Regions from separate parts of the Homo sapiens genome. Here regions 1, 3, 4, 5 and 6 are each linked to region 2. A link is a loop called in an ENCODE intact Hi-C map of the cell type or tissue named here. Cell type or tissue: natural killer cell. All regions are shown on one strand. Region 1 holds the start of ZYG11A (zyg-11 family member A, cell cycle regulator). Region 2 holds the start of LOC105378724 (a long non-coding RNA gene). Region 3 overlaps SLC1A7 (solute carrier family 1 member 7). Region 4 overlaps SLC1A7 (solute carrier family 1 member 7). Region 5 has its middle 18 kb from the start of NRDC. Region 6 overlaps SCP2 (sterol carrier protein 2).

What was found. Peaks named below come from ENCODE experiments on the same cell type or tissue, not always from the same donor. Only the 100,000 strongest peaks of a DNase experiment are listed, where the experiment ranks them.
Region 1: it touches region 2 in a loop (4-fold over the local background); 12 of 110 quality-filtered maps call a loop at or near these places.
Region 3: a loop joins it to region 2, with 10 times the contacts of the local background. A loop is called at or near these places in 6 of 110 quality-filtered maps.
Region 4: it touches region 2 in a loop (4-fold over the local background); 8 of 110 quality-filtered maps call a loop at or near these places.
Region 5: it touches region 2 in a loop (14-fold over the local background); 4 of 110 quality-filtered maps call a loop at or near these places.
Region 6: a loop joins it to region 2, with 10 times the contacts of the local background. A loop is called at or near these places in 31 of 110 quality-filtered maps.

What each region holds. Positions count from the first base shown.
Region 1 is chr1:52,839,785-52,844,784 of GRCh38, forward strand. ZYG11A (zyg-11 family member A, cell cycle regulator) reads left to right here and starts at 2,976. Exons shown (of 14, transcript NM_001004339.3): 1 at 2,976-3,189. The coding sequence starts at 3,100. RefSeq lists a silencer at 2,726-3,055 and an enhancer at 3,557-4,150. In natural killer cell, no CTCF peak of the experiment used is centred here; DNase peaks (open chromatin) are centred at 2,977 and 3,357; H3K4me3 peaks cover 398 bases; H3K27me3 peaks cover 1,866 bases.
Region 2 is chr1:53,179,482-53,184,481 of GRCh38, forward strand. LOC105378724 (a long non-coding RNA gene) reads left to right here and starts at 962. Exons shown (of 3, transcript XR_947347.2): 1 at 962-1,085. RefSeq lists an enhancer at 2,603-2,652. In natural killer cell, CTCF peaks have their summits at 2,722 (motif pointing left) and 2,929; a DNase peak (open chromatin) is centred at 2,710; H3K27ac peaks cover 542 bases.
Region 3 is chr1:53,125,767-53,130,766 of GRCh38, forward strand. All of the region lies in intron 2 of SLC1A7 (solute carrier family 1 member 7), which reads right to left. Among named protein-coding and RNA genes, the nearest start is that of SLC1A7, 14 kb to the right of the region's middle. In natural killer cell, no CTCF peak of the experiment used is centred here; a DNase peak (open chromatin) is centred at 1,915; H3K27ac peaks cover 2,510 bases.
Region 4 is chr1:53,104,110-53,109,109 of GRCh38, forward strand. SLC1A7 (solute carrier family 1 member 7) reads right to left here. Exons shown (of 11, transcript NM_006671.6): 4 at 1,623-1,665. Among named protein-coding and RNA genes, the nearest start is that of SLC1A7, 36 kb to the right of the region's middle. RefSeq lists enhancers at 1,338-1,839, 1,840-2,339 and a silencer at 1,735-1,942. In natural killer cell, no CTCF peak of the experiment used is centred here; a DNase peak (open chromatin) is centred at 2,562; H3K27ac peaks cover 1,504 bases.
Region 5 is chr1:51,894,673-51,899,672 of GRCh38, forward strand. No RefSeq gene overlaps it. Among named protein-coding and RNA genes, the nearest start is that of NRDC, 18 kb to the left of the region's middle. RefSeq lists an enhancer at 2,655-3,854. In natural killer cell, CTCF peaks have their summits at 2,340 (motif pointing right) and 2,566; a DNase peak (open chromatin) is centred at 2,359; H3K27me3 peaks cover 1,032 bases.
Region 6 is chr1:53,012,296-53,017,295 of GRCh38, forward strand. It overlaps SCP2 (sterol carrier protein 2), which reads left to right. Exons shown (of 16, transcript NM_002979.5): 12 at 2,595-2,748. Among named protein-coding and RNA genes, the nearest start is that of PODN, 47 kb to the right of the region's middle. RefSeq lists an enhancer at 2,516-2,605. In natural killer cell, no CTCF peak of the experiment used is centred here; a DNase peak (open chromatin) is centred at 2,636; H3K4me3 peaks cover 1,357 bases; H3K27ac peaks cover 678 bases.

The DNA of each region.
Region 1 (5,000 bases), 340 kb before region 2:
CTCCCAAGTAGCTGGGACTACAGGCGCCCGCCACTACGCCCGGCTAATTTTTTGTATTTTTAGTAGAGACGGGGTTTCACCGTTTTAGCCGGGATGGTCTCGATCTCCTGACCTCGTGATCCGCCCGCCTCGGCCTCCCAAAGTGCTGGGATTACAGGCGTGAGCCACCGCGCCCGGCCCTATTTTTTTATTTTTATTTATTTTTTAAGAAAGAGAGTCTCACTCTGTCGCCAGGCTGGAGTGCAGTGGCGTCATCTCGGCTCACTGCAACTTCCGCCTCCTGCGTTCAAGGAATTCTCCTGCCTCAGCCTCCCGAGCAGCTGGGACTACAGGCGCACACCACCATGCCCAGCTAATTTTTGTGTTTTTAGTAGAAACGGGGTTTCTCCATGTTGGTCAGGCTGGTCTCAAACCCCGACTTCAGGTGATTCACTTGCCTTGGCCTCCCAAAATGTTGGGATTACGGTGTGAGCCACTGCACCCAGCCACTTTTATTTACTTATTTTTACTTTTTGCAACAAAGTCTCGCTTTGTCACCGGGGCTGGAGTGCAATGGCGCAATCTAAATTTACTGCAACCTCTGCCTCCTGGGTTCAAGCAAATCTGGCTCAGCCTCCCAAGTAGCTGGGATTACAGGGATGCGCCACCATGCCCAGGTAATTTTTTTGTGTATTTTTAGTAGAGATTGGGTTTCACTATGTTGGCCAGGCTGGTCTTGAACTCCTGACTTCAGGCGATCCACCCATCTCGGCCTCCCATAGTGCTGGGATTACAGGCATGAGCCACCGTGCCTGGCCTCATGTGTTACGTTTTAAATTAATTGGTTTAATAATAAGAGCTTAAATAAAATATTTTGTCAGAAAAGTGAAAAACATAATGCCTTTTATTTAGTTCATGTGACTTGGGTAATCTTTGGGAAATAAAGATGGGTTTAAAGATTATTGATAAAATACAAATGTCTTCAAAATGTAAACATGTGGTCAAAATTATGTTCAAATATTAGGTTTGCTAAATGCTTTAAGGTCATAAACTGCTTCCTTGGCTTTTGAAAATTGTTTAACTTGCCTGTTTTCTAGCTCGGTAAGGCCTGGGACATATGCAGTTGGCCACACCTCTAGATATGCTGGAAATAGTCAAACCTTATGAGAACATAACTTACCAGGTTCTATATTAAAGTTAAAATTGCTGAAATTCACACTTCAGCTGTAATAGGAAATATCCTCTCCATTGGGCAAAAGCCGAGGAAATGACTGTAACTTTCCTTCATCCTCGTCATTTACATAGGGCATACCCCAAGTAGAGGGTATTTAAACTCCCAAAAATTCTGTAACGGGGTCTTTGAGCCCCAGTGCTCGGGCCCACTCCCACATTGTGGCATTGTGGAGTGTACTTTCATTTTCAATAAATCCCTTCATTCCTTCCTTGTTTGTGCGTTTTGTCCAATTCTTTGTTCAAGACACCAAGAACATGAACACCCTCCACCGTTAACAAAAGCATATTGGCGGGGGCACGGTGGCTCACGCCTGTAATCCCAACATTTTGAGACGCCGAGGCGTGCGGATCACCAGGTCAGGAGATCTAGACCATCCTGGCCAACATGGTGAAACGCTGTCTCTACTAAAAATACAAAAATTAGCCGGGTGTGGTGGCGCGCGCCTGGAGTCCCAGCTGCTTGGGAGGCTGAGGCAGGAGAATCACTTGAACCCAGGAGGCGGAGGTTGCTGTGAGCTGAGATCGCGTCACTGCACTCCAGCCTGGGCAACAGAGCGAGACTCCGTCTAAAAAAAAAAAAAAAAAAAAAGCATATTGATTGGACTTGCAGTAAGAAAACTCAATTTTGACTCCCAGGTTGGCCACTCATCAGCTGGCCAAAAAACGTGTTGTCTATTCAACCTGTCAGTTCTTCAGTTTCCCTGTGAGAAAAATGGGGATGATACCTACAGCACAGGATTTTTTTTCTTCTTGTAGTAAGTGGATTAAATAAAAGAATAAATAAATGAAAGAAAAGCATTAGGCAAAGTACTTAAAAATAATTTTAACATCTGAATCCAATCCACTTATCAAGGACTTACTATGTAAAAAGCATTGTGATGTGTTTTACATACATTATTTAATCCTTACATTAAGTCTGTGAGATAAAGCATTCTCATTCTATTTTACTGATGAGGAAGTTGAGCTTCAGAGACATCAAGAATCTTGCTCCAGGTTCTCAAACACTAGATGGCTGAGCGGGCATTCTAATTCAGGATTCAAACTCCAAGGCTCATGCTCTTGAGAACTTTCCTTTTCCAAGGTATTGCTTTCTCTTAAATTAGCTAATGTGTACTAACTTGTGGAGTTTCTTTCCTGGAGAAAGTTAGAAGGGTCTCTCGGGGTTTCTTTCTTGGAGCAGGTTATAAGGGTCTTCTCGAGTACTTTTTAAGTAACAAGAAAGCTAAATAGATTTTTTGGTAGATACTTGCCAATATTTTGTATTCGTTTTATATTTGATTTATCCAGATACTCTAAGGAGTTGAAACAGAGAGGACCGTTAGAGAGGTGCTGTTGCCAGATTTTCAGGGGCAAAGTCTTTGAAATATATATTTTAATGTATGAAAGCTTTAAAAAATATATACATATATAGAAATAATGAATATGTGTGTGTGTGTGTGTGTGTGTGTGTGTGTGTGTGTGTGTACATGTATATATATATACAGTATTCCCCAAACCTACACAGCCGGTCCTCGGGGAATATCCTCTCAAGCCCTGAGGTGCAGGGCTGGGAAGGAGTGGGTGAGCGGCTGGGTCGTGGCAGGTTGGTCTGGGGAGGCTGGGGAGGCTGGGGAGGCGGGAGGAGAACGGTTGGCCCCGGCAGCGGCGTGTCGGAGGGCGGATGGGGCTAGGAGGCCGCCCGGGGGGTGGGGTCTGCGGCGGGCCGGCCCCCGCGTGCGCGTCGCCTCGCCGGGCATTTCAAAAGCTCGCCGGCAGGGCGCGGCGCTAGCTCCGTGTGCCTCGCAGGCGTGGTGGGCGCGTCCTGGCAGCCGCCCGCTTGGTTCTCGCGGGATCCGGGCTCCGGCTCGACGCCGGCTCTCTTTTTGACGCCCCGCCGCCGGGGTTGCCATGGTTCATTTCTTGCACCCGGGCCACACGCCCCGGAACATCGTCCCTCCTGACGCTCAGAAGGATGCCCTGGGCTGCTGCGTGGTACAGGTGAGCACCGGGGTGCGGGCGGCGACGCGGACCTCGGCGCCACGTCCAGCTCCGGCGAGCGCGGCGAGTCTCCTGGGACGCTGCCGAGGCACTTGCTGGGGAGTGTGGCCCGCGCGGGGCTGCGGTCTAGATGCCGAGCCCCTTCCAGGCGCAGGCGTCGCTGCGGAGGTGCGTTGTCGGGGGAGGCGGCCTGGGCGCCGCGGAGCGGGGGGTGCTTTTCTGCGCCCGGCGAAGCGCGTGGAACTTGCGCCCTGAGGCAGCGCGGCGAGAGCCCAGTCCCAGAGACCGGGGCGAGCCTCCTCAGGATTCCTCGCCCCAGTGCGGGCTGCTGTGAGCTTAGACGTAGGTGCAGGGCATGGCACTCGGCTTGGCCCGTAGTGGACGGTGTTTTTGCAGTCATGAACCCAAACGCCGCAAACCTTGACCGTTTCCCCACCCGTGTTGTGGACGCAGCGCCCCGCGGAGGCGGTGACCCTTTGGCCGTTACCACCTGAGGCCTTTGGGCCCGGGGCCGGGCGAGTAGCTTAGTCCGGCTGGGGGAACTGGAACCCGAAGTCTGAGATTCTTTCAGTTCCGCGCGTCCGCCCCCGTCCCCGTCCCGTCCCCAGCCTTTGCCGAATGCCTGTTACTCTTAGCTCTGGACAAAATGCAAACCCAAAGAATGTGTGTTTAGCGCCTGCTGTGTGTTAAGTGTCGCCTTTCTTTTCTTTCTTTCTTTTTTTTTTTTTTTTTGAGACGGAGTCTCGCTCTGTCACCAGGCTGGAGTGCAGTGGCGCGATCTGGGCCCACTGCAACCTCCGCCTCCGGGGTTCAAGCGATTCTTCTGCCTCAGCCTCCCGAGTAGGTGGGACTACAGGCGCGTGCCACCATGCCCGACTCATTTTTTGTATTTTTAGTAGAGACGGGGTTTCACCATGTTGGCCAGGATGGTTTCGAACTCCAGACCTCGTGATCTACCCGCCTCGGCCTCCCAGAGTGCTGGGATTACAGGCGTCAGCCACCGTGCCCGGCCAAGTGTCGCCTTTCTAAAGCAGTCTGGTAACCCCTAGTCTTTTGTAGGCTTTGCTAGGCTCCATTTTACCGATGTAGGGAAGTTGGGAGCTCTGAAATTTAGTTGACTTGCTCGTGAACTTGAATTTCACCTCAGGTGTTCAGACCTCTGGCCCCACTTTGGAAAAAACCCGCCAAGGGCCACCCTTGGGGAACTCGAGGGATTGAGTGGTGAAGGCTCGACCCAAAATTTATGGAGAGAAGGAAATGTTCTGATTAAGGTTGTGCTTTACATATTAACGCCTTGTTGGAAGACTTTGTGCCCTGCAGTGATCTAGCCTGTAATCTTTTGAACTCATTTAGAAAAGTTATATAATTTGTGGATTTGTAATTAATGGAAAACTTGGATTTTTTACGTGTGTGCTAGCATCGTCTCAAGCACATTTTTTCCTGCTTGGAATCGAAACAAGATTTCTTTACAAAAGTACTCACACCCATTTTCTCTGTCTAGTTCTGGGTATATCTCATTTTCTTTGTTAAGGATTTTATTTATTTTTAATTAATTATTTTAATTACACAAATATTGCATGAATACTTTTTTCCCTATGAAACATACATACAATTATTTCCATTTATGTCATTTTAATCTTCTCTTAGCAATGTTTTGTAGTTTTTAATATAAAAGTCTTTTCACATTTTGTTAAATTTGTTCCTGTTCTTGATACTATTGTAAATACTTTTTTTTTTTGAGACGGAGTCTCCCAAAGTGCTGGGATTACAGGCATGAGCCACCGTGCCCGGCCAGCAAATATTTTTTAAAA
Region 2 (5,000 bases):
ATCATGAACAATGGGTTTTTGTTCTCTTTCTCAGGTGGTACTAGGTATCAGGAACTTGTAGCCATCTGGCGGTCTGCCGGTAGCCTGTAGGACTGCTTACAGGTAGGTGCTGATGCACAAGGGGGGCCTGCTTTGAAAGGAGCCCATGGGGCTTCACACCAGGGGACAAGTCAGTGTGGCCTCCTCACCTTCCTTATCCTGCCTCACCAATACATCTGAATCCAAGAGAGTGGAAGGCTGGTACCTCCTGTCTCACCTTCTGCTCTGACAATCCTCCCTCACACTCCTCTTCGGTTTACCCACTCACCCATGTGCATGTGTGCAATGGAGAAATAAATTAGGAGATTGTTTTAAAAATGCAATTTGGTAGCTAAAATCTTTCTGAATAGGGGGTCCATGGGAAAAAAGTGAAAAGGTTCTGAACCCTGGCAGAGGTGAAGCTCTAAGGAGCAAATCTCCTTGGGGTGGTTAATTTTACATGTCAACTTGACTGGGTCATGGGGTGTCCAGATAGTTGGCTTACTTCTGGGTGCATCTGTGAGGGTGCTTCTGGATGATGTTGGTGTTTGAATTGGTGGCTGAGTAAAGCAGACAGCCCTCTCCAGGGTGGGTGGCACCATCCAATCTGTCAGGGGCCTGAATAGAACAAACAGGCAGAGGAAGGCTGAGTTTGTCCTCTGCCTGGATGCCTGAGTTGCAACATTTGTCTTCTCCTGCTCTCAGACTGGGACCATAGGCTCCCCTGGTCCTTAGGCCTTCAGACTTGGACTGAACGACACCACTGACTTTCCCAGGTCTCCAGCTTGCAGATGGCAGGAAGAGGTTCTTCCCAGCCTCCACAGTCATGTAAGCCAATTCCTTACAATAAATGTCTTCATATCTACACATCCTATTGCTTATGTTTCTCTGGAGAAGCCTGACTAATACATTCCTGTTCTCCCTTTTCCAGGCCTGCCCAGCTGCTTTAGTGATTCCGGGTCAGAGTCTTGCAATCAGAAGCAACTCCCACCCTCAGCCCTCAAAATGGGCCATCTCAAATCTTACTAGCCAATGGCACTCCAAGGAGAGGGAGGAGCAGTGTCCCTGTAAGCTCCTTCCAGCCTTTATCATCCTTTGACTTGTCCCTAAAATATCCTATTCCCCAAAGATGGCAAGAGCGCCTCCCGAGAAGGAGGAGCAAGGGCATCTCCATGGAGCCCCGCTCTCTGAGCTCTGACTGAGGGTGGGGGAAGGAGAGAACTCTGGGTCTGGCTCACGGGGTGCCATGTGTCAGGCAGCAGGTCCTTGTGAAGTCTCCAGAGATGTGAGGAGTTGGTCGTAACAGCCCAGGGAAGGAGAGGTAGACGTGGCAAACGGGAGAGACAGGTCCCCAAAGGCTTTGCCGACTTCTTGCCAGCCTTGATCCACCAGAGCTATAATGGCCTTTCCTACTATTTCAGAAAAACCCAAAACTTTCCCCACAGAGTTCAAAATGGGATTGGCAAGGAGCTGAATACCATATTGGTTTTCTGAGATGAGCACAGTCAGCACACTAGCTCCGAGTCAGAAAGGGCAAGAGAGGAGGGCGAGACAATTCTCTAAGTGATGGGAACCTTCCCTGTCTGGGAGTTTGGCTCAGCTGTGAGCTGGGTTAATGTGGCTGCAGAAGGGAAGCATGGTTCATGTCCAGCCAGCAGGGACACTGTCCCAGAGCTGCGCTCAGCCCTCATAGACTGGCTCCATTTACCTCTCACGCAGCACCCCATGAGCTGAGGGCGGTTCTGTGGCCATGTTACACATAAGGAAATAGGATGCAGAGCTGATGACTTGCCCAAGATCACACTACTGGGGAGTGGTGGAATTAGAATTTGAACCCAGATTGCCTAGCCCATTAGCCTAACCACTAATCAAAGCAGCAGCTCAACTGTAGCCGAGTCATTAGGAATCTCCCAGCTTATGGCTGAGAAAGCAAGAAAAATGAATCTTTACCATGCAGGGCCGGAGTCAAAGTGCACGTCATTCAGTGCACGTTTCTTCTGAAGAATATTTCTTATGGAAATGCATTCTGCGGGGTCACAATGGCTCATGCCTGTAATCCCAGCACTTTGGGAGGCTGAGGTGGGCGGATCGCTTGAGCCCAGAAGTTTGAGACCAGCCTGGGCAAATTAAGGAGACCTTGTCTCTACAAAAAATTAAAAAATTAGCCCAGCATGGTGGCATGTGCCTGTGGACCTAGGTACGCAGGAGGCTGAGGTGGGAGGGTCACTTGAGCCTGGGAAGTCGAGGCTGCAGTGAGCCGTGATCGCACCACAGCACTCCAGCCTGGGTAACAGAGTCAGACCCCGTCCCCTCCCCTGACAAAAAAAAGAGATAAATATATTCTAGGGAAACATCAATCTATAACCATAATTCCTATATTCTCAGTATCATCTCTTATTTTTTGGGGGGCTGCCTGCTCATTGAACAGCAGAGCATGGCATGGGGTTTCATCACATCCAACATACAACCTCCCTTCCAACCTAACTGATTTTCCACAGTGTTTCTCAGCACTGTCATAGAACTACCGCTTATGGAATGTATGAATGACATTATTACAAGATATTTAAAGAGATTTAAAAGTATAAAACCTGAATAAAAGCCACCACAATCACTTGGTGTGTGCAAACAACACCCCGGTTCAGACATCACTGACAGGACGTGTCAGGGATTTCACCTTACCGGCTAAAGTGGCGCCACCGTGTGGCAAGAATGTAAACGCTATTTGCAATGGACTTGGATAGGCAGCTTCGAAATTACGTGAGCCTTAGTTCTTTTTATTTAATTGGTGAGAGTTGCATTATTCCAAAGTTGTAGGCATCAAGTCAGACTTTATTAGTATCGCGTGTCACACGATTTCTAATTCCTATCATTTAAATTGGGCCGATAGGGACCCCTCCATGCCGTGTGGTGAGTGCTGGGATTTGGGCATGTGCTGGGCATCTGGACATGACAGGGCCTAGAGGAGGAGGTAAAGTGTAGGGAGGCTCCCAGAGGAGGTGACCTGTGAGTCAGATTTTGAGAGTTTTCCAAAGGAACGCACGGAAGTGGACAGCAGAGAAAAGGGAGGACGATATTCCAGGCACAGAGAGCAGAGTAGAGAATGCCATAACATCACAGAAGGACATGAGGTATTGGTGAAAGGTTGGGTGTTTAGCTGTTGTTTTGATTGGTAGTTAGGCTCATGGACTAGGGAGTAAGACAGTCTGGGTTCAAATTCTATTCCATCACTTCCCAGTAGTGTGATCTTGGGCAAGTCATCAGCTCTGCATCTTATTTCCTTAAGTCTTGAGAGGGGAGTGGAGGTGGAGCTGGGGCTAGAGAGGAGGGTCAGGGCCGGGTGGAAAATGCCATACGGTGCCATGAGAAGGAGCCTTTCTCCTGCAGGAGTGGAGGTCACTGAAGGACAGGCAGGTCTGTGTTTAGACAGATTACCAGTAGCAGGGTGGATGTTGGACTAGAAGAGAGAAGAAACCACAAACAGGGGAACTAGTTAGCAGACTGTTGAAGAAGTCTCCCATCCCTTCATGAATTCTACAAATACTGAATGCCCACACTGTGCCAGCGACTGTTCTGGGCATTAGAGATCTATAAGACAACAAAATAAAGACTGTTGCCCTCTGGGAGCCTACACCTTACTAGGGGGAGACAGGCAACAAACACATAAATAATATGATATATAGTGTTTCAGATAATATGAAAAGCAATGGGAAAAAAATAAAGCAGGGAAGGAGGATAGAGAACGTGGGCAGGGTTGCAATTTTAGATAAGGGGATCAGCGAAGGCCCTGGTGAGAAAAGGATTAAAAGGCCTAAAGGGAGTGAGGGAGGAAAGCATTCCAGGTCCCAGGGAAAGCCTTCCAGGCAGAGAGAACAGCAAAGGCAGAGCCTGAGGTCAGAGCGTTCCTGGTGAGATCTTGGGAAAGCAAGGAGGCCAGTGTGGCTGGAGCAGAATCAAGGCAGGCAGGGTGGGGGCCAGGGGCAACATCAGAGACAGGGGAGGAGGCAAACTGTGTAGGGTGGGGTTGGCAAAGCTTATCTGTAAAGGGCCGGACAGTAAACATAATATTTCAGACTTTGTGCACCACGTGGTCTCTCTTGCAACTGCTGAACTCTGCCCTTGTAGTGTGAAAACAGCCACAGACCAAATGTAAAAGAATAAACATGGCTGTTTCAACAAAACTTTACTTACAAAAATGGGTGATGGGTCAGAATGGCCTGCACACCATAGTCTGTCAACCCTGATGTAGGACATTAGAGACACTGAAGGTCTTAGTTTTACTTGAATAAGATGGAGAGCTATCACAGGGTTTTGAGTAAAGAAGGAGCACAATGTAACTGATGTTGCATTTGGATCATTCTGGCTGCTGTGTGAGAATAGACTGCATGGGGGTCCGGGGTGGAAGTAGGGAGACCAACTCTATTATTTATTCTCTGAGTGACCTTGGGCAAGTCACACAGCCTCCCTGGCCTTCAGTTTCCTCTTTTGTAAACTGGGGTAATAGTGTAATGATACCTAGCTTATGGAGCGGTTGTGAAGGGTAAATGAATCAACATATGCAAAGCACAAGGGAAGTGCCTGGCACACAGTAAGCACTATATATGGTAGCCATTTTTATTAATGCAGTCATTTAGACAAGATACAGTGATGGCATGAACCAGGTTATGCTGGTAGAAGTAATAAAAAGTGATCTGATTCTGGACATATTTTGAAGGTAGAGCAAACAGAATTTTCAGATGATTTGTATACAGGGTGGAGAGAAAGAGAGAAATTAAGGAAGATTTTAACTTTTTTGTCTGAGTAACTGAAAAATGGAGTTGTTCTTTACCTAGAAGAGAAAAGCCGTGGGAAGAATGAGTTTTCAGGGGATCATGAAGAATTCAATGTTAGACAGTAGGATCTGTAAGCCTCATTCAGAGGAGAGCCCATTGAAAGTTAAGGAGATGAGAAAGAACCAACAAAGATAATGGAAATGAGGCAGACAG
Region 3 (5,000 bases), 54 kb before region 2:
ACCTGCGTTCCACAGGGCCACCCCGTGGAGGGAACCAGAGCAGCAGGGCTGGTGGCAGGACCCCATGTTCCAGCTCTGTTTACACCAGAAGCTTCCACTGAATGAAATAAGCTGACTGTGGCCACGGGGTGGAGGCCTCCAGAGGGACACACTGGGCTTCCTGCTAGTACAGGGGAGTAGGACCATATTCAGTGTATTCAGTTTCAAGTCAGTAAAGCAAAAACAAAGTGTAATTAATTTTGCCTTTGAAAATCTCTTAAGTTGCCCATAGAGTCCAGGAGGTATAGTTTTGTGTAAGTTCATTCAAGACAGTTTCCCTTCCAGCCTTGGAGTGGGTTGCTGTTTCTTTAAGCAAACACCAGATGAGAGCATCAGCATACACTCAGAGGCCGTGATCTAAAACACCCACCCCTCTGCAGGCCCTAGAAACTCTCTGGCTTCAGGGAGGTGCTCACTGTTCAGGAGGTGCCTGGGCACAGCGGCTGGTGGAGGCAATTCAGGCCCTCCTCTCTCGTGGCCCTCACCTGGGGAAGAGCCCTTGGAAGGAGGAGTCTCCTGTCTCATTTAAATGATTTTCTCCCTTTTTCAGAGCACATGTAATTGAATTCACTTAAGTTAAATGCACATATGATGGGACTCCACTATAAGGCGGGGGTGGTGGGAGGGCTGAAATAAACTGAAAACCGCAAACCTGGAGTTACGCCGGGTTATACAGTTAAATAACTAAATGTACCCACCAGCAAGCAGATTTCACCAGTGGGTTCCCTGCATGGTAAGCCCACAGAGAGGCTCTGGCCAGAGCCTGCATATGACTGTCCTTGCTGGCAAGTGTCTTGATCTCTGGGAATGAATAAATCAGTATGTGGCATATTTGATTGCCCCTTGCTAGCATCGGGGGACAGGCCCAACCAGCTCTGGGGCCCAGACAGTTGGGCTTCTGATCCCATCAGCCAAGGACCTCACCTCACATCTGGTGAATTCACCAGTAAGAATAAGAACAAACCTTGTAGAGAAGAAATCACAGTGGCAGAATTAGCAATGTGGAGTGAGAGGATGGTTTCTTCTCTGTTATCCAAAATGTTTGTAATTTGCTTATCTAATTTTTTTTTTTTATGAGATAAGGTCTTGCTTTGTTGCCCAGGCTGGAGTGCAATGGCATGAACATGGCTCACTGCAGGCTCAACCTTCTGGGCTCAAGCGATCCTCCCACCTCAGCCTCCCAAGTAGCCAGGACTACAGGTGCCCACCATCATGCCTGGCTAATTTTAAAAGTTTTTTTTTTTTTTTTTTTGTAGAGATGGGGTCTCACTATGTTGCCAGGGCTTTATCTAATTTTTTAAAATATGAAAACATCTTTAAAGTTCAGCTCCTAACTGTCCTCCAGGGCCCATACAAATGCTGATGGTGAGACTTTCCCTGAACTCTGCTGCCGCTGCCCTCTGCTGCTTCTTATTCATTGAAAATGTATTGATCAGGCACAGGCAGTAGCAGGCCCTGTATGGGGCAGTGAGAAATCAGATGAAAGGGGGAGAGTTATATTCTTCAGAATTATTTTTACAGTAAGGGAGCAGTCCTTATTCAGAAGAAAGTTCTTGATGAACTACTTGGACAGAAGCTGAGCAGTGGCTCCACTCAACCCAAGCCGGCTCCAGGGAGAGAGGTGAGCAGAAGTGACTTCTGAAAGACATCCAGCTGCTCTGGGGACAGAGGAAGAGAGAAGGAAGGTTCCAGGAGAGAGAAGGAGGTGGACAGGCCCTCAGGCCACCCCGATGACCCAAGCCCTGGTATATCCTCCTCCCGCAGTGTGGCAGTGCCTGTGACTTCTATGAGAACACAACAAGGTGGTGGGATGTCTCCCTGTGGTTATGTGGTAGAAGACTTTGACTCAGAAGACTGGTGAGGACCGGGCTTCCTGCTGGCCTTGATGACCTACAGTGCTATGCTGTGAGCTGCCTGTGGAGACAGCTGGGTGGGGAGCTGCAGGCAGCCTCTAGAACCTGAGTGGCTCCACTGCACAGCTGTCAATGCTGGGCCCTCAGGCAGCAGCCATGGGGAATCACTTCTGTCCATGCCTGAGGGAGCATGGAGGCGGATTCTCCCTGGTTGGGCCTCCGGATGAGAACAGAGCCCAGCGGACACCTGGATTGCAGCCTAAGACTCTGAGCAGAGGACTCAGCCAAGCCCGCCCAGACTGCTGGCCCAGGGACTGAGGCAACCATGAAGTGTGTTTATGTCACTAAGTTTGTGATAATTTGTTACACGGCAATGATAACGAATACACACAGACACACACACAGAGAACCAGGAGATAACTGAAGGCACTACTTGAAGCAAGGAATGCTGGTGTGAATGGGAAGCTGATGAAGGCTGCTTGGTTGTAGGAGTGAAGGGCATAGAAAAGCAAGAGGCAGTAAGAATAGGAATTGGGCAGGGTGCGGTGACTCACACCTGTAATCCCAGCACTTTGAGAGGCCAAGGCAGGAGGATGCCTCGAGCCCAGGAATTCAAGGCCAGCCTTGGCAACATAGTGAGAGCCCCATGTCTACCCAAAATTTAAAAAATTAGCTGGGCATGGTGGCGTGTGCCTGTAGTCCCAGCTAATTGGGAGGCTAAGTCGGGAGGATCGATTGAGCCCTGGAGTTGAAAGTTACAGTGAGCTGTGGTCATGCCACTGCACTCCAGCCTGAGGGACAGAGTAAGACCCTGTCTCAATTAAAAACAAAAAAGAATAGGAATTCATGACAGATAAGGAGGCTCTGACTGTCATGGCGCAAGGAATGGCTCTGGGTGCCAGGTGAGTGCATCATGGAGAAGTGGGCAGGACCTGGCCAGGGCCCCTGCGGAGGCCCTGTGGATGTGCAGGTGTGCACGACTCAGGTGAAGCAGGGCATGCTGCATGGTCTGTACCAGTGTTGAGGGAGCACCCGGGTGTGCCTCAGTCAAGGGTGGCTTTCCAGGGCAGGGGACAGGTGAGCTGCAGGTGCTAATTAGAACCATGAAGATGGAAGAAGCCATCCAAGGGGCTTCCTGCTGAGAGCAGTGACAGAGGTGGCCACGGGCTGGGGGAGCATTCATGACACATCTGAGGAGCCTGGTGATGCTTTAATAAGTTAGAAAAACATGGGACATCTGCCAGGCATGGTGGCTCACGCATGTAATCCTAGCACTTTGGGAGGCCAAGGTGGGCGGATCACCTGAGGTCAGGAGTTCGAGACCAGCCTGGCCAACATGGTGAAACCCCGTCTCTACTAAGAATTCAAAAATTTGCTGGTCATGGTGGCGGGTGCCTGTAATCCCAGCTACTTGGGAGGCTGAGGCAGGAGAATTGCTTGAACCCGGGAGGTGGAGATTGCAGTGAGCTGAGATCATGCCACTGCACTCCAGCCTGGGTGACAGAGTGAGACTATGTCTCAAAAAAGAAAAAAAAAAAGAAAAAAGAAAAACATGGGACATCCATAACGTACCAGGAGCCATGCTGGGTCTTCACGTACATTCTCTTACTTACTTTTCGTAATAACCTCGTGAAGGAGGTATTCTTCCCACTTTATAGATAAGGACACTGAGGCTCAGATGCTAAAAGGCTTGTTTACATTTGCACATCTAGAGGGTGACTCCAAAGCCCTGTTCCTGCCCTGTAGCCTTTGCAGATTTCAACCACCCCCGCCCATGCTTCCTGCTCCCCCGCCACATTGTGACAGATGAAGCCACCACTGGTCAAGCGTGGGCTGCACTCAGTTGGACTGAAGCACACATGTCTGAGGAGGGACTTGGGCCAGGGGCTGGGTTGGAGAAATTCTAGAAAAAAAAGAGCCCACAGCTGGAAGATGCCAGATTATGGGAAGAGTGACTGAACTCAGCTCCAACCCCGCTGGCCCCACTGCCCTCCCACTGGGCCTCCTTTCTCCAGAGCAAGGTGTGCCTGTGACCCCTCCATGGCAGCCCAGGGGCCTTTCAGCCCTCACGTCCACCCTTGCAGTCACCCACACTTCTTTACACCTCACCACCTCCCTTTGCTTGTTGTTTAGATCTCCAACTTCTGAACGAATCTGTCACGCTGAGTACCAGGCAGAGGTCAGTGTGAAAGACAAGGGGGTCAATGACCTGATCCCCTCCTGGGATCTCAGAAAAAAACAAAGATGCACACGACCCTGCCCACGGAGGGGGCCATGCCGCTGGCCCGACCCCTTGACAGTGGCTTTCTTGTTCAGTGAGATGAGTGGCTCTTCCGAATAGGGATACTAGTTGGTTTGCTCACATAGATGTCACTACTGGACTAAAAGATGCCTGTCCCCCATTGTGTGGCATGCCAGCTGCGACCGTGAGGTCACTGAGCTAACGACACTCAGCTCATGCAGGTCACACACAGCGTCAGCATTGGAGACAGATCATCATCCATTTTACCAACAAATGGGGAGGTGGAAGGACTTCCCACACAGAACCTTGAGCTAGGTCTTGAATACAGAGTGAGACTTTAAATTAAAAGAATTAAAAGAGGGCGTGCATGGCAGGGGCTGGGCAGGAGCAGGAGTGTGGAGATAGACCCTTGTGGCATGCTGTGGGACTAGTGGGTGACCAGCCTGGTTCCAGGGCTTGGCATGGGGAAAGGGTGGCTGTTTGTCCTGGAGAGGAGGTGGGAACAGATGTCATGGGAGCCAGGCTTCGAGGCCCAGACCTGCAGATGGTTGGAACTGGAAGCTGGTGAGCCCAAATGTAACCCCCTGCCCCCATCCCCCCACTCCCCCGCTACTGCCCTGTAGCCAGGACACACTGCAGAAAACCCTTGCCTTCCTGGGTCACAGCTTGGAGCCCCTGGGGATGGGAGCACCACAGCCTCCTGCTGGGCTCCTAAGCTGTGGAGCCAGAAGGTCTGACCCCAGGACAATCAAGAGATTTAAAATCCTCAGAATACTTTCGGAGCTCTGAAAGCAAACCTCTGCTTGGACCCTTTGGGGTTCTAGCTCAGTCAGCTCAGGGTCAGGCCTGACATCTGAATTTTTCAA
Region 4 (5,000 bases), 75 kb before region 2:
TCCCTCAGGTACTGGGAGCCCAAAAAGGGAGCCTCCTCTCCCCTCAAACATCACTGCATCGATAAGGCCAACCACTCAGGAAACATATGAGACCTGAAGTCTCTGCTTCCTTTTCCTCCTCTGTAAAATGGGACCGTGATAGCATCTACTGCATGAAATGAAATGAGACGATGTATATAAAGTGCTTACAACAGTTCCTGGTACATGTTAAGCCCCATGGAAGCATTACTGCTACCATCATCGTCATCATCACGTTGAACACTCTGTGCTGGTTGCTGGAGATACACAAATGAACCTGACATGATTTCTGCCTTGCGGAGGGAGTGACTAATTGGCTGAAAGAGTTAGCTTCACAAAGAAGGGGACATTTGACTTGAGTCCTGAAGGATGGGTAGGAGTTTGCCAAAAGAGAAAGGGCATTCCAGAGAGTTACAGAGTAGAGCAACATTCTTTCTCTTTATCTCTCACACCCTCAATGATTCCCAATTACAATAGAAACTCCCTAGCCTAGCATTCAGTCCCCTTCACAATCTGGCTTATTTCATGGATGTCAGGAGAGACGCGGCGATATGCCAAAGCTTTCACAGCTCCCTATTCAGAAGCCTCCTCTCTATACCTCAGCCACTTCCTTTGTGTCCCCAGGCTCAACACAGGGCCCAGCCCAGGAAAGGGGTTCAGGAAACCCTTGCTGGATTAAGTCAACCAACCAGCTGACAGTTTAGAAAGGGAAAAAGAATTGGAAATTATTCAAAGGGCAGGCAAAGACTGAGCACAAGGACATTCACCACAATTTCGACGAAGGAAAAACTTTGAAAACAACCTAAGGGAACACTGAAAGGGGGAGTGGGAAATAAATTACAGCGCAGCCTTATCACAGGCCATTGTAGTACCACTAAACATTGTACTTTTAAGAAATATTTCATAACCGGGGAAAATGCTCAGGATATAATGGAAGTGAAAAAAAGCAAGATGAAAACTGTATATGCACTATGATTATAATATTATTTAAAAATAAGCAGAAGAAAAAAGACCAGAAATATATCCTCTGCTACCAGGGACTATGTACTAGAACTAGAGATGATTTTTGTTTTCTACTTTATATTGTTTGGTATTTTCCTAATTTTCTACAGTGAACATCATTATTATTCTTGTTAGGGGAAAAATGATTACTTTAAAAAGAAAGAGAAAACAGGCTAAGAAGATAGGCCTGGGTTTACCTACTGGCTTTGTCATTTACTAGTGGTATAACCTTGGGCAAATCATTGACTCCTCGGAGCCTCAGTTTCCTCTTCAGGAAGTGGGGCTCATCCTACCTCAGTGCCGAGTTACTGTGTGGATGGGCGAGATGGTGTATGTGGAAGCAGAGCAGGCACTCAGTGAAGGCTTCTCTCCACCCCCACACTTTTTCATCATGAAAACTGGAACCCAGGACAGGGATGTGGCCATGGGGGTCTCTAAGGATCTAGGTTCCCCAGCGTACCCTCCCCTCTAGCATCCCACCTCCAGCAGACAGCGTGACTGGCCAGCACACCTGTCACTTCCCAGCCATGCCACTAGCCCTGCTGCCTGCCCTCCTGCCTGCTGCCCCTTCCCTCCCCTCCACTGCCCAGAGACTCACTCACCTGTTTGAATGTGGCTTCTACTAGGTTGGCTGGGAACATGTTCCTAGGAAGAGAATCAGCAATTGAAAAATTCCAGAGCCCAGGACAGGAGGGCCCTGGGGGTTGTGGCCTTGGGGTCATCTGGACATCTCCTTTGGTGGTCGGGCCTTCCTCAGGCCAGCCTCCTCTGCAGTCTCACCCACTACATCATGGACACTCCACAGCGCCAGCACCTGCCGCCCCCAGACTGTGCCACATACTTTCCAGAGCCAGGCATTTGTCTACACTGTTCCCTCTGCCCGGAATGCCCTGCCTGCCTCTTGGTCTGGTGAACTACTCAAATCTACCACAGATCAAGCACCTCTTCCTCTGTCCAGCCCTCCCTGACTGCCCCACGAGACCCTGCGGCCCTTCTGTGTGTAGGTCGCTGCTGCTCCGCCACACCACCGTGCGGTCACTGGCTCACCTGTCTGCCTCCCCCATATAGTGGCCGCCTTGCAGGTGGGACTTGGTTGTTCATGTCCTATCTGTGGGGCCTAACACGGGACCTCGCACATAGGTGGGCTCATTATTCTTAGTAACATATTTTATTATAAAGCTAAAGGTGGAGGAGTCTTTCCTACTAGATAAAAAACGGTGGCTCACGCCTGTAATCCCAGCACTTTGGGAGGCCAAGGCGGGCGGATCACGAGGTCGGAGATCGAGTCCACGGTGAAACCCCGTCTCTACTAAAAATACAAAAAATTAGCTGGGCACGGTGGCGGGTGCCTGTAGTCCCAGCTACTCAGGAGGCTGAGGCAGGAGAATGGCGTGAACCCGGCGGAGCTTGCAGTGAGCCGAGATCGCGCCACTGCACCCCAGCCTGGGCGGCAGAGCAAGACACCGTCTCAAAAAAAAAAAAAAAGTAACTGTCAAACTGTGATACTGACACAGCAGTCGATGGAAAAGTCCATGTAAGCTGTAGCCTAGAAACAGAAACTAGCACCTCTAAGTGTTTCGTACTTGATAAAAGTTGTTTCACAAATCAGTGAGGAAACGAAGGATTCATTATAGAATGCTGTGCAGCTGACCAACGGTTTGGAAAAAATAGATGTTAGATGCTTACACCAAAATAAATTCCAAAAGGTTTAAAGAAATAAATAAGTCTTTGAAAAATGAAACCAGCTGGGCACAGTAGTTCATGCCTGTAATCCCAGCACTTTGGGAGGCCAAGGTGGGCACATCACCTGAGGTCAGGAGTTTGAGACCAGCCTGGCCAACATGGCGAAACCCCGTCTCTACTAAAAAATACAAAAATTAGCTGAGTGTGGTGGTGCTCGCCTGTAGTCCCAGCTACTCAGGAGGCTGAGGCTGCAGAATTGCTTGAACCCGGGAGGCGGAGGTTGCAGGGAGCTGAGATCGCACCACTGCACTCCAGCCTGGGGACAGAGTGAGACTCTGACTAAAAAAAAAAAAAAAAAAAAAAAAAAGGCAAAGAAACCATAAAAAGCTAGAAGAAATATAGGTTGAGATCTTATCATGTCTCAGTATAGGAAATGACTCTCTAAGAACAAAATGAGCAATAAATCAATAGATTTTACTACATGAAAATAAAGAAATCCCTAAGCGCAACATAGCATCCTGGATTGGATCCTGCAACAGAGAAAAAGGACATTCGTGGAAAAACTGATGGAATCCAAACGAGATCCGTAACTTAGTTAATAGTGTTGTACCAATTTAATTTCTCAGTTTTGACTAACGTACCCTAGTTATGTAAACCGCTAACATCAGGGGAGGCCAGGTGAAGGGTGTGTGGGATCTCTCTGTACTGTCTACAACTTTTCCGTAAACCTAAAACTATGCTAAAATGGAAAGCTGAATGCTTGAGAAGCTAAGACAGATTGCAATACAAATAAAACCACAAAGCAAGTGACGAGCTGGAGAGACTGCGTGACCAAGCACTACCATCCTAAATCTACTAAGAGCTTTTACAAATCTTGGCCTGGTTTCTACCTTCACTATCTCCTCTCATCAGAATATCAGCTCCCTGGAGGGCGGAAGCTCTGTGTTTGTTCACTGTTGTGTCTCCAGCCCCGGGAAGAGTTCCCGGCACATACCAAGCACTCAGTAAATATTTGCTGCGTAAACCAATAGACCACAAAAACCCGACAGGAAAACGATGGAAAGATACTACCAGGCAATTCGTGTTACAAAAGAAGAAAAGTCAGTGGCCAAAAATGCTTTTTAAAATGTTTAGTTTCATCAACAAATTCAAGATATTTCCACCTGTCAAACTGACAAAGTATTTTTCAAATGACAGTGCACAATGTGGGAGGTTTGGTGAGATGGGCACCCTCACATGGTCCTGGCAGCAACCTTTCTCTAAAAGCATTTGTATCTTTGTCTTCACAGTCCCCTTCTAGGAGTGTGTCTTGTGAGAAATGCCAACTCTGAGGTGAGCATCTGGTAAGAGGCTTCCGTTGCATGCCTGCTCTTCCTCCAACCTGCCGCCCCACACTCACACTGCCTCCACCTGGGTCGCCTCCCACTCACTCTTGTCCTCGGTAACCCTCTTCCCCTCTTTCAAGACTCAGTTTACACACACGGAGAACATTTGGAAGCTCGTAAGAAGCCAAATGGAACTTATACCTATATAGACATTTCTTTACAACTTCCTTTACAATTACAATCATTTTAAATGTGGGCCTTGGCAGGGACAGCTAGTTGCCTATGCAGTCTCCATTCTCCCGTCCTTCCTTAACAGAAGTCCTATTATGTTGTGGGGACCAAATGGGACCTGCCATCAAGCTCTGATTCTCTTGCTAATGGGGTGGCCATCGAGAGGTGAGTGGAAGTCGTTGGGTGGTGATTCCTGGAAAACTCTTAAGGAGGTGCCCATTCAGCCAGGACCCTTTGGTCCGTTCCTCCAACTTTCTTCTTTCTGCCTGGAACATGGGGATAATAGCTAGAGCTTGAGCAACCTTCATGGACCATGAGACTCAGATGAAAGCCAGGTGCTAAGCATGGCACGGCACACAGGAGGGCAGGGCCTGGGACCCTGGTGACTGCCAGCTGCCCACCTCCCACTTCTGGACTGTTCTTCAGGAACAAATGCAAACCTTACCTTACTTAAGCCTCTGCTGATCTGGCAGCCAAAAGCAAGTCCTGACTCGTGTGTGCTCATACTAATAACCAATGAATTTATCCTGCAGATTTTAATCAAGAATTATACCTTTGATTATTAAATGGGGAAATGTACATTTTCTTTTGGCTTTGAGCCTTCACGGGAAGACTTTTCTGCTTGTCCCATGAGGTCCGTGCTCCTGGTGGCAGCTACATAAAACACAGAACGTGCCTGGGGACGTTAATAGCCATGCCTATCAAATACCCACACACTCTGCCCTGTGCCTCCCTGCACGT
Region 5 (5,000 bases), 1.3 Mb before region 2:
AATTAGTCCAACCATTGTGGAAGACAGTGTGGTGATTCCTCAAGGATCTAGAACCAGAAATACCATTTGACCCAGCAATCCCATTACTGGGTATGTACCCAAGGGATTATAAATCATTCTACTATAAAGATATGTGCACACTTATGTTTATTGCAGCACTATTTACAATAGCAAAGACTTGGAACCAATCCAAATGCCCATCAAAGATAGACTAGATAAAAAAAATTGTCACATATACACCATAGAATACTATGCAGCCATAAAAAAGGATGAGTTCATGTCCTTTGCAGGGACATGCATGAAGTTGGAAGCCATCATTCTCCGCAAACTAACACAGGAACAGAAAACCAAATACTGCATGTTTTCACTCGTTTGTGGGAGTTGAACAATGAGAACACATGGACACAGGGAGGGGAACACCACACTGGGGCCTGTCAGGGGGTGGGGAGCAAGGGGAGGGACAGCATTAGGACAAATACCGAATGCATGCGGGGCTTAAAACCTAGATGATGGTTAGATAAGTGCAGCGAACCACCATGGCATATGTATCCCTATGTAACAAACCTGCACGTTCAGCACATGTATCCCAGAACTTAAAAAAAAAAAAAAAAAAGCAGTGAGAGAGAATGTTGTATTCTATCTCAGCCCAGAATAAGCTGTCCTGAGGTCATCTATTCACTCCCCTGTGCTTCTGTTGTCTTCAGTTACAATGCAATTTTGATGATCCCAAAGTCACTGTTTTAAGAGGGCAAGTTTTGCATTAAATGCTTATTTACTGTTGCTCTGGTATATTTAGAAAACAGAGCAGCCTGTTGAGAAGTAAGCATCTATTCAAATCTCCCTTCTGATTTTAAACTTCAACCATCAGGAGCCACACAACCTACTCACACCACTCTGTGTGCGGACTTCCTTGTATCTGCCCTTTCTTTTCCCTCTTCCTGGAAGGTCCTCTCAACTCTCTCCCATCCCTAACACCCAGACATTTATACCTAGAGAATACTTCCTAGTCCTTTAGCCCTGTTTCTAAACTTTCTCCTGCTCTCCAGGTACAGACAGATACCTGTCTTCTTTCCTCCAGCACTTGGTGTTACCATTTATCTCACAACTCTCAAATTTTCTGTTTCATTGGCAGAAGGACAGAAAGTGTTTGCAGGCAAAAGGAGGACATCACACAAAAAAAGAAAGAAAATGCAAATTCAAGCAGTAGGAGCATACCATCACTAAATATATTTTGAATTTAATGGATTTAATATTAATATTCATTTCCATTAATCAAAAGTGATGAACCCCAGTGGTCCCTGACCTGGAATAATTTTTAACATTACAGGGCCAGTTTAGATCATGCACCATGATGCTGGTCTGTGGGAAAATGTGGGAAAAGTAAATCAGCCTAGTCAATCTCCTATAGCATCCAAGTCCCTCTGTCTCCCCAGCTCAAGCAATCCTCCCACATCAGCCTCCCGAGTAGCTGGGACTATAGATGTGTACCACCATCCTTGGCTAATTTTTGTATTTTTTGTAATGTCGGGGTTTCAACATGTTTCTCAGACTGGTCTTGAGTTCCTGAGCTCAAGTGATCCACCCACCTCAGCCTGCCAAGGTGCTGGGATTACAGGCGTGCGCCACTGTGCCCCACCTCATCCACGTCTTAATGTTGCTTTACTGTACTCTTCTCATTGTACATGTGTCTTGTTTGGACATTATGTTCTACAGTGTCACTCCTAAAGTAGGGGGTTTTGCAAGTCTTCAGATGAATTCTTTGGTAATATCAAGGAGCTACTGACAAGAAGTTGTGAGGAGTCATCACAAGTCAGCTTGAGAAGTTGCATGTTATTCATATAGTTGAGAAAGGAGCCCTGGGTTAAACTCACTGCTTAAGAGCCATATGACCTAGGGAAAATTAGGTTATTTCTCTAAGCCTCACCTTCTTCCAAAAAGGGATATTAATTCCCACTTAATAGAGTTGTTGTGAGAATTAAATAAAATGATTGATGTACAGGTGTGTTGTAAAGGAAAAGAAAAACATGTGTGATAGATGTGCACATGAGTGTATACACAGACACTTGTGAACGAAAACGAAGGCCTAGAAGATGCTGGGTTCAAATCCTGACTCTGCCACTTGTGTGATCTTATACCAGTCCTGAATTCTTGAAACTCTCTTAATCTTAATTTTCCTCATTATAAAATACATTTGTTATAAGATTATTGTGAGGATTAAATGTCATTATGTTCAAAGAGCACTTATTACAGAGCCTGGCCCAAAGTACAAGTTCAAGAGCTGTTGGCACAGCATAAAGATCTCGGCTCTTTTTAACCTAATTCACCCGTTGTGGCCGGAATAGGTGATTTCTTGATAAACCTCAAGGTGGAGCTAGAGACACAGAAGTGGGTGTCTTCTTCAACAAGAATGTTTGGTCTTAAGGGGGAAGAAGAAGCAGACTTTCCATCTTGATTTTGCCAGGACACATCCTATCTCCCTTTAAACCACCACCCATGTTCCTCCATTATGAGAGCCTTTGGGGTTTTTTGTTTGTTTGTTTGTTTGTTTGTTTTGGGTTTTGTTGTCAAAAAAAGAGTCAGACAAAGGAGCATTCAATAGATGTTGTTCTGGTTTTGGTTTTGTTTTGTTTTGAGACAGGGTCTCACTTTGTCGCCCATGCTGGAGTGCAGTGGCACGACCTCAGCTCACTGCAGCCTCTACCTCTGGGATTCAAGCCATCCTTCTGCCTAAGCCCCCCAAAGTAGCTAGGACCACAGGCATGTGCTACCACACCCAGCTAATTCTTGTATTTTTTGTAGAGACGGAGTGGGGGAAGTGGGGAGGTTCTGTGGGGGTCGGAGTTTGGGGGAGGTGGGTGGTTTCACCATGTTGGCCAGGCTCAAGCAATCTTCCCGCCTCGGCTTCTCAAAGTGCTAGGATTACAGGCATGAGCCACTGTGCCCAGCCTAGAAGTTCTTTAATATTGTGAATTCACTTCTACTTGGAGAAAATATGTTATCTGGTACATAGAAGATGACTATATAGTTTTGAAAAAACAAACCTTTATTACATTTTATTTTCTTCTCATCCTTCAGCCCACAGACCAAAAGCAGGTTTTGTCTACATTCCACTCATGTGACTGATTTCCTGTCTGTCAGAGCCCAGTCATCTTTCCAAAAGGAATACTTATCATAGCTCCCATATTTCTCATTGGGAAATATGGGAAATAGCTCCCATATTTCTCAATGTAAATAAGACTCCTAGAAGTCTATCTTAGCATCCCAAGATTCCAGGAATATAGATTAGGTTTCAGTGGTTTTCAAATGAGCCCTTTGAAGTTATATATTGATAAGCTCATTAAAAACTCAACTCATTACTTTCAGTACCGCCTTGTAGGCTAAGTACCTATCATATATAATTAGAACCTCATGAGAATAAAAAAAAATCCGCATAAAAGATGAAAATACTACCAAATATCAGCCTTAACATGCCACTACTTTCAGAACTTAGAAAATCATTGCTACTGGCCGGGTGTGATGGCTCATGCCTGTAATCCCAGCTACTCAGGAGGCTGAGGCAGGAGAATCACTTGAACCTGGGAGGCGGAGGTTGCAATGAGCAGAGATTGCACCACTGCACTCCAGCCTGGTGACAAGAGCGAGAATCCATCTAAAAAAAAAAAAGCATTGCCACAGAAACAGAGCTTAGATTCCCCCAAAATCTAGCTGGGTAAGAGAAACCCCTTCTATGTATAAATAAAGGATGAGTAAGAATTAGTTAAGTGAAGAAGAATGAAAGGGGAGAAGGATGATTCCAGGCAGAGTTCCAGGACATGAGAAAGGTCAAAGAAAGGAATGCTCTTGTAGGTTTGAAAGTAATTGCATATGGCTCAACCGGAAAGGTTGAGAGGAAAATGGCGAGAGTTAAAACTGGAGGGGTGAACTGGAGATAATTATTAAGCCCTGCATTTTATGTTAAGGAGTATAGACTTTATCCTGAGAGAGGGGGAGCTACCAACATGCATCAGATGAGGCAGAACAATATCATTTCCTGCTTTAGAAAGATCATTCATGACTGCAAGACAAAGAACGGAGGAGGGCAAGGCTAGGGGGAAGGTGTGCTAGATATTTTCTGTTTGCATCTCCAGATACAGTAAGTCTTCAATGTCATCGATAGATTCTTGGAAACCGTGACTAAGGGAAACAATATATAAAGAAATCAATTTAGCTGTAGGCTAATTGATATAAATAAGTTCCTATGGCATATTTCTGGTCACGAAACATCAAACATCTAAATAAAGACCCAAAACACTTCTAATATTAAACCTTGAAATATAATAAATGTGAGCTATACATACATTTAAGAAAGATTAATAAAAACAAGTATAAGATAATTATTTTCCCAATTATTCCAGGTCAGTGTTACAGGTCGCCAGAGCCTATCCCAGAAGCAGAGCACAAAGCGGGAACCAGTCCTGGACAGGACGACATTCCCTCACAGGGCACACTCTCCCACACGCCACACTCACTCAGACTGGGACCATTTAGACACACCAGTTCACCTAATGTGCACATTTTTGGGATGTGGGAGGAAATTGGAGTACCCAGAGAAAACCCACGCAGTCATGAGGAGAATGTGCAGACTTCACACACGGTGGCCTCTGCCAGGAATCTATTTTTTTCATCAACGTTATAATGAAACGTCGTTGAACATAATGACATTATTCGAAGACCTGCTGTACTCCCTCTACTTACCTGCTGCATATCCCAGAAGTTTGACCTATGTGGGCTCCTGCTGGACTCCTTTGCCCTCTGGCTTTTGGTTGAGTCCGGCATTGGGAGATAGCAGTAGGAGATCAGAGGTCATGGGGAAAGACAGGTCCAATAATTTATCCCCCACCTCCCTCCCTAGCGAGTCTTTGTGTGAGGACATTTCTCTCCACCAAAGGTCACTGCTCTTAGCAGACAGCATCTGCCACACAACTGCCCTCTTCAGATTCTGGTAATCAAATCACTCCCCC
Region 6 (5,000 bases), 170 kb before region 2:
GCATTAGATCATATGCTTTTTGTCCAATCATATTTCTATAGGGCTGTTCCATACTTTGTTGAACTTAAGCATAAAATGGACAACTTCCCCTGTATCTTTGGGTCTTTATTCTGAATGCTCCTATGTATACATGTTAAATAAATTTGTATACCCTTTCTCTAATTAATCTGACTTTTACAAGTTGATTTTTCAGGAAACCTTCAGAGGGCCAAGGAGCATTTGCTCCCTTTGCCCCTCTCTACGTAACCATTCCCCAGTTACTTCACTTCTAGATTATCTAGTTTTTCACTGTTATAACAGTATGATGAACAGATAGCTTTGTGTGTAAAACTTTCCCTACATTTGATTATTTCCATGGAATGGTTTTGAAGGCATTTTAAAGACTCTTCATAACTTTGTACATTGCTTTCCAAAAAGGTTGTCCTGGTTTAAACTTTGACCAGTTCTGTATAGAGGTGGCTATCTTGCCATAGTTTCCCCTGCATTGATTATTCCCATTTTTACATATTCTTACCAATTTGATTGGTGTAAAATGGTATCTATTTGATTTTTATCAATGGTGAGATTGAGTATTTTCTCAAATAGTTGTAAATTGCATCTGTTCTTTTGTGAAGACAACTAGCAGCGTATCTAAGACCAGTTTGAATATTTTTTGTCTTTTTTGTCTTACATATTCATTTATAAAGGCAGATTTCCAGTAAAACTGATTGCCCCCAAGTTTGGGTATAATAGAGTCATTTCACTTTGACCTTCCTCATTAATTTCTAAATTGTTCACAATTCAAAAAGTTATTACCAGTTGTGGAGCTACCTTTTTTTTTTTTTTTTTTTTTTTGAGACAGGGTCTCCCCCTATAATCTTGCCCTGCTGGAGTGCAGTGGCATGATTATAACTCACTGCAGCCTTGACTTCCTGGGCTCAGGCCATCCTCCTTCCTCAGCCTCTTGAGTAGCTAGGGCTACAGACATGTGTCCCCATGCCTGGCTGATTTAAAAAAATTTTATTTTTAGGCCGGGTGCGGTGGCTCATGCCTGTAATCCCAGCACTTGGGGAGGCCAAGGTGGGCAGATCACGAGGTCAGGAGTTCAAGACCAGCCTGGCGAATATAGTGAAACCCCGTCTCTACTAAAAAAAAAAAAAAAAAAAAAAAAATAGCTGGGAGTGGTGGCGCATGCCTGGAGTCCCAGCTACTTGGGAGGCTGAGGCAGGAGAATCGCTGGAACCTGGGAGGTGGAGGTTGCAGTGAGCCAAGATCGTGCCACTGCACTCTATCCTGGGCAACAGAGCAAGACTCTGTCTCAAACATAATAAATAAAATAAATTTATTTTTAGTAGAGATGAGGTCTTGCTATGTTGTCCACACTGGGAGCTACCTATTTTTAAATAGTGTTTAAGATACATGGTCTGTAAATATATAGACACTGCTTAGAAATGAAAAGCAGCAGTTAAATTTCTTGGGGAAGTTGGGGTTTATACAGGAAATTGTCACAGGTACTCAGGAATTGGAAGTTGTGGCTGGGGATGTGTATGGAAGAATAGGCACTGTAAGTAGTAGACCTGCAGACCAGTCTGCCCTGATAGAACATTCTTTTTTTTTTTTTTTTTTTTTTTTTTTTTTTGAGACGGAGTCTTGCTCTGTCGCCCAGGCTGGAGTGCAGTGGCCCGATCTCAGCTCACTGCAAGCTCTGCCTCCCGGGTTCACGCCATTCTCCTGCCTCAGCCTCCCTAGTAGCTGGGACTAGAGGCGCCTGCCACCACGCCCGGCTAATTTTTTTTTTTTTTTTGTATTTTTAGTAGAGACGGGGTTTCACCGTGTTAGCCAGGATGGTCTTGATCTCCTGACCTCGTGATCTGCCCTCCTCGGCCTCCCAAAGTGCTGGGATTACAGGCGTGAGCCACCGCGCCCGGCCCTGATAGAACATTCTTAACCCAGCTCTCCTTCAATAGCTGGTCCGATAGAAAGGCAAACAAATATACATCTGGAGTCATGGGTTCTAACCTTACCTCTGAAATTAGCCTGCTTTGTAACCATTCACAGATTAACCTTTCTGTTTCTCAGTGTTTACATCAGTAAGTTCCTTTCAGCTCTAAACATCTTTGATTTTATTATTCAGGGGACAGAATGTTATCCTTTTGAATCCAGAACCTTTCTTGTGAATATCTGTGAATAGGTCTGGAAAACAACTCATTGTTGTTGGGAACTACTTGGAGGAAAATAATAGGAAAAATTTCCCATACCAGCTAAACTTTTAGGGAATGTGAACTTCCAAATCCTTGTTTATTTTCTTTTAATACATTAAAAATGGTAAAATTAAATTATTTTTATGCCATTTTCCCTGGACTAGAGAATTGTAGATTCGGTGTTTTCTCTTTCAACATGCCAGAAAACGACAGGTTAAGTTGAAAGAGTGCAGGAAAGAAATTTAGAGAGAAAATAACTAGCTGCAAAACCCTTCGGTGTTTTAAGAGAAGTTACTATTTACACAAACGTGGCCTCGGCTTAATCAAATGCTTTAATTTAAAGTCACAAACATCCCTTTTCTGGCTTGAGAAAGCTGGTGGAAGCAGCTCAGTGCTCTGTGTTCGATTTGTTAGGTCTTGCTCAGTGTGCAGAACTCTGCTGGCAGCTGAGAGGGGAAGCCGGAAAGAGGCAAGTTCCTGGTGCAAAGGTGGCTCTGCAGCATAATTTAGGCATTGGAGGAGCTGTGGTTGTAACACTCTACAAGATGGGTTTTCCGGAAGCCGCCAGGTGAGTGACATTCAGAGTTTTGTGTGTCAGTTAATCCTTCTGACTTTTCACAGTTGATGATGTTTTACATGTAAAAATTTCTTATTTTATTGTCTTAGTATTTAAGGAAAAGTATCTCATTACATTGTTTTAAGAACATGGCTTTAAAAGTGGCCATCAGGTTTTAAATTTAACCAACTTTAGGTGAATTCTGTTGAAAAAGGACCCAGGATAGTCACGAGAGTACTGAACTAGAAGCCTGAGCTAGCTGGGTATGGGTCTCGGCCCTAGCAACCTAAGTTATTTAGGCAGGTCTCCTCATGGCCTTCCAGGCTTCTGAGGTGGTTTAGGGAGTCACTAAATGTGCTGATTGGATCTTTGCAAATTTGTATTTCCGAGTCCAGCTAATAAGCCCTCGTTGATGCTAGAATTCTTTTTGTCTCTTGCTGACTTTCTTCCTCTCCTTCAACTGCCCATGCTCCTCAATTTGCAGGCACTTTCTTTCGCATCCCACTCAGGATCCCTCAACTCCCTTGCTTATCTCTCAAAGAAATGTTCCTCCCCAGAGGAAAAAAGCGCCCCTCCTGTCAAAGGCTCAGCTTTCCTTGTTCCATGCTTTTGTTTCCAGTCACTTTCTGTAACTTGGTTATCTTTCCATTGACTCCTTTCCCTCTGTCAGCATACATGTTCAGGTCTTCCCTTAGATCTCTTTTTCTCCTTGCCTTAATTGTTGTTGTTCATGATGAGCCTTTTATGTTGAGCCACCTTTATTTTTCCAAGCCGGAATACCTCACAGTCTAATTTTTACCTCACCACTGAGGTCAGTGTCAGGTAAGGCCACCAGGATCTAAATGAAATTGAATAACTTTGTCTTTATTTTCCCTATTTACTCTCTTTAACCCGGCTGTAGCTTTTGACATTAATTGGCTCCCTTTTTTCTTTTGAAATTCTTGGTAATTATTTAATCATTTATTCACACTTTTTTGTTTCTCCAACAAAGGATATGAGACACACTTCTTTTTTTTTATTATTATACTTTAAGTTGTAGGGTTCATGTGCACAACCTGCAGGTTTGTTGCATATGTATACATGGAGACACACTTCTTTTATTGAGTCTATGTTATTCTTCTGTAAGCTCTTGGATCTCTTCTCTTGTCCTCTCCTCTTTCTCTGCCCAGAATATAATTTCTGTTGTAAAACTTATAATTTAAAGCCCGTCTCAAATACCATCTCTTTTTGAATATCCACAGCACTTTGTATGTTTTTGGGTACTATCTAGTTGGTTTGGTTGCACTGTATCCGGTTTTTAATTCCCTTTATTATATGAAATCCTTGAGGCCTAAGACTGTGACTTACATCTCTTGTTCCTGGAGTCTCTCATATGTTTATTGAATGGGAGTAAAAAGTATTGAATCTTAAGTTTTTGTGGGGTTTTTTTCTTTTTTGAGACAGAGTCTTGTATGGTCCTCTAAATATATGGGGAAGGCAACATACTTTTTTCAAAATGCTGTAGAAGCTCAGAGGAAGAAATTATTATGAAGAAAGTAAATTTGAACTGAGATGACTAGGATTGCCCAACAGAAGTATAGGGGAAGGGCATTCCAAGTCTGTACAATAGGTATAGAAATTTGAAAATACAAGGAGGTTTGACAAGTGGTTGTGCTGTGTGGGTACAGAGTAGATTATTTTGTGTGTGCCTGGGTAGAGGGACAAAGTGGGATTATGGTTTTGAAATGATTCAGATGCAATGCTCAGGAGTTTGGAATTTATCCTATAGAATATGGAAAGATATTCTTTAGCAAAAGATCATGTGACTATATTACACATTAGGTAGATCAGTCTGACATTACTTTGAGCTGGTGGTGGAGAGACCAGAGGCCAGGAATGCTTAGGAAGCTGTTGTAGGAGTGTGGAGGAGAAATGTTTAGTGTTGCAACACAGGCTGTGAACAATGAAGAGGAGAGGTCACATTTAAGGGCTGTGAACAACTACATTTAATTCACAATTAAACTTTAATTTAGACCAGTTTTGAACATGAATATCAACTTTGTATTATAACATCCTATTCATTTTACGTAAGAGAGGAGCTTTTGTGCTACAGACTGAGAATAGGTATGTATTCTATATTCTGTTAAATAAAACCCCCTTTTAAAGCCCAACTTTGTTTTGTATTTCTTTTTTTAAAATTAAGGTATAATTTACATACAGTAAAATTCATTCTTTGTATTATATTTCCACAAGTTTTGATAAACATACAGTCGTATTACTACCAC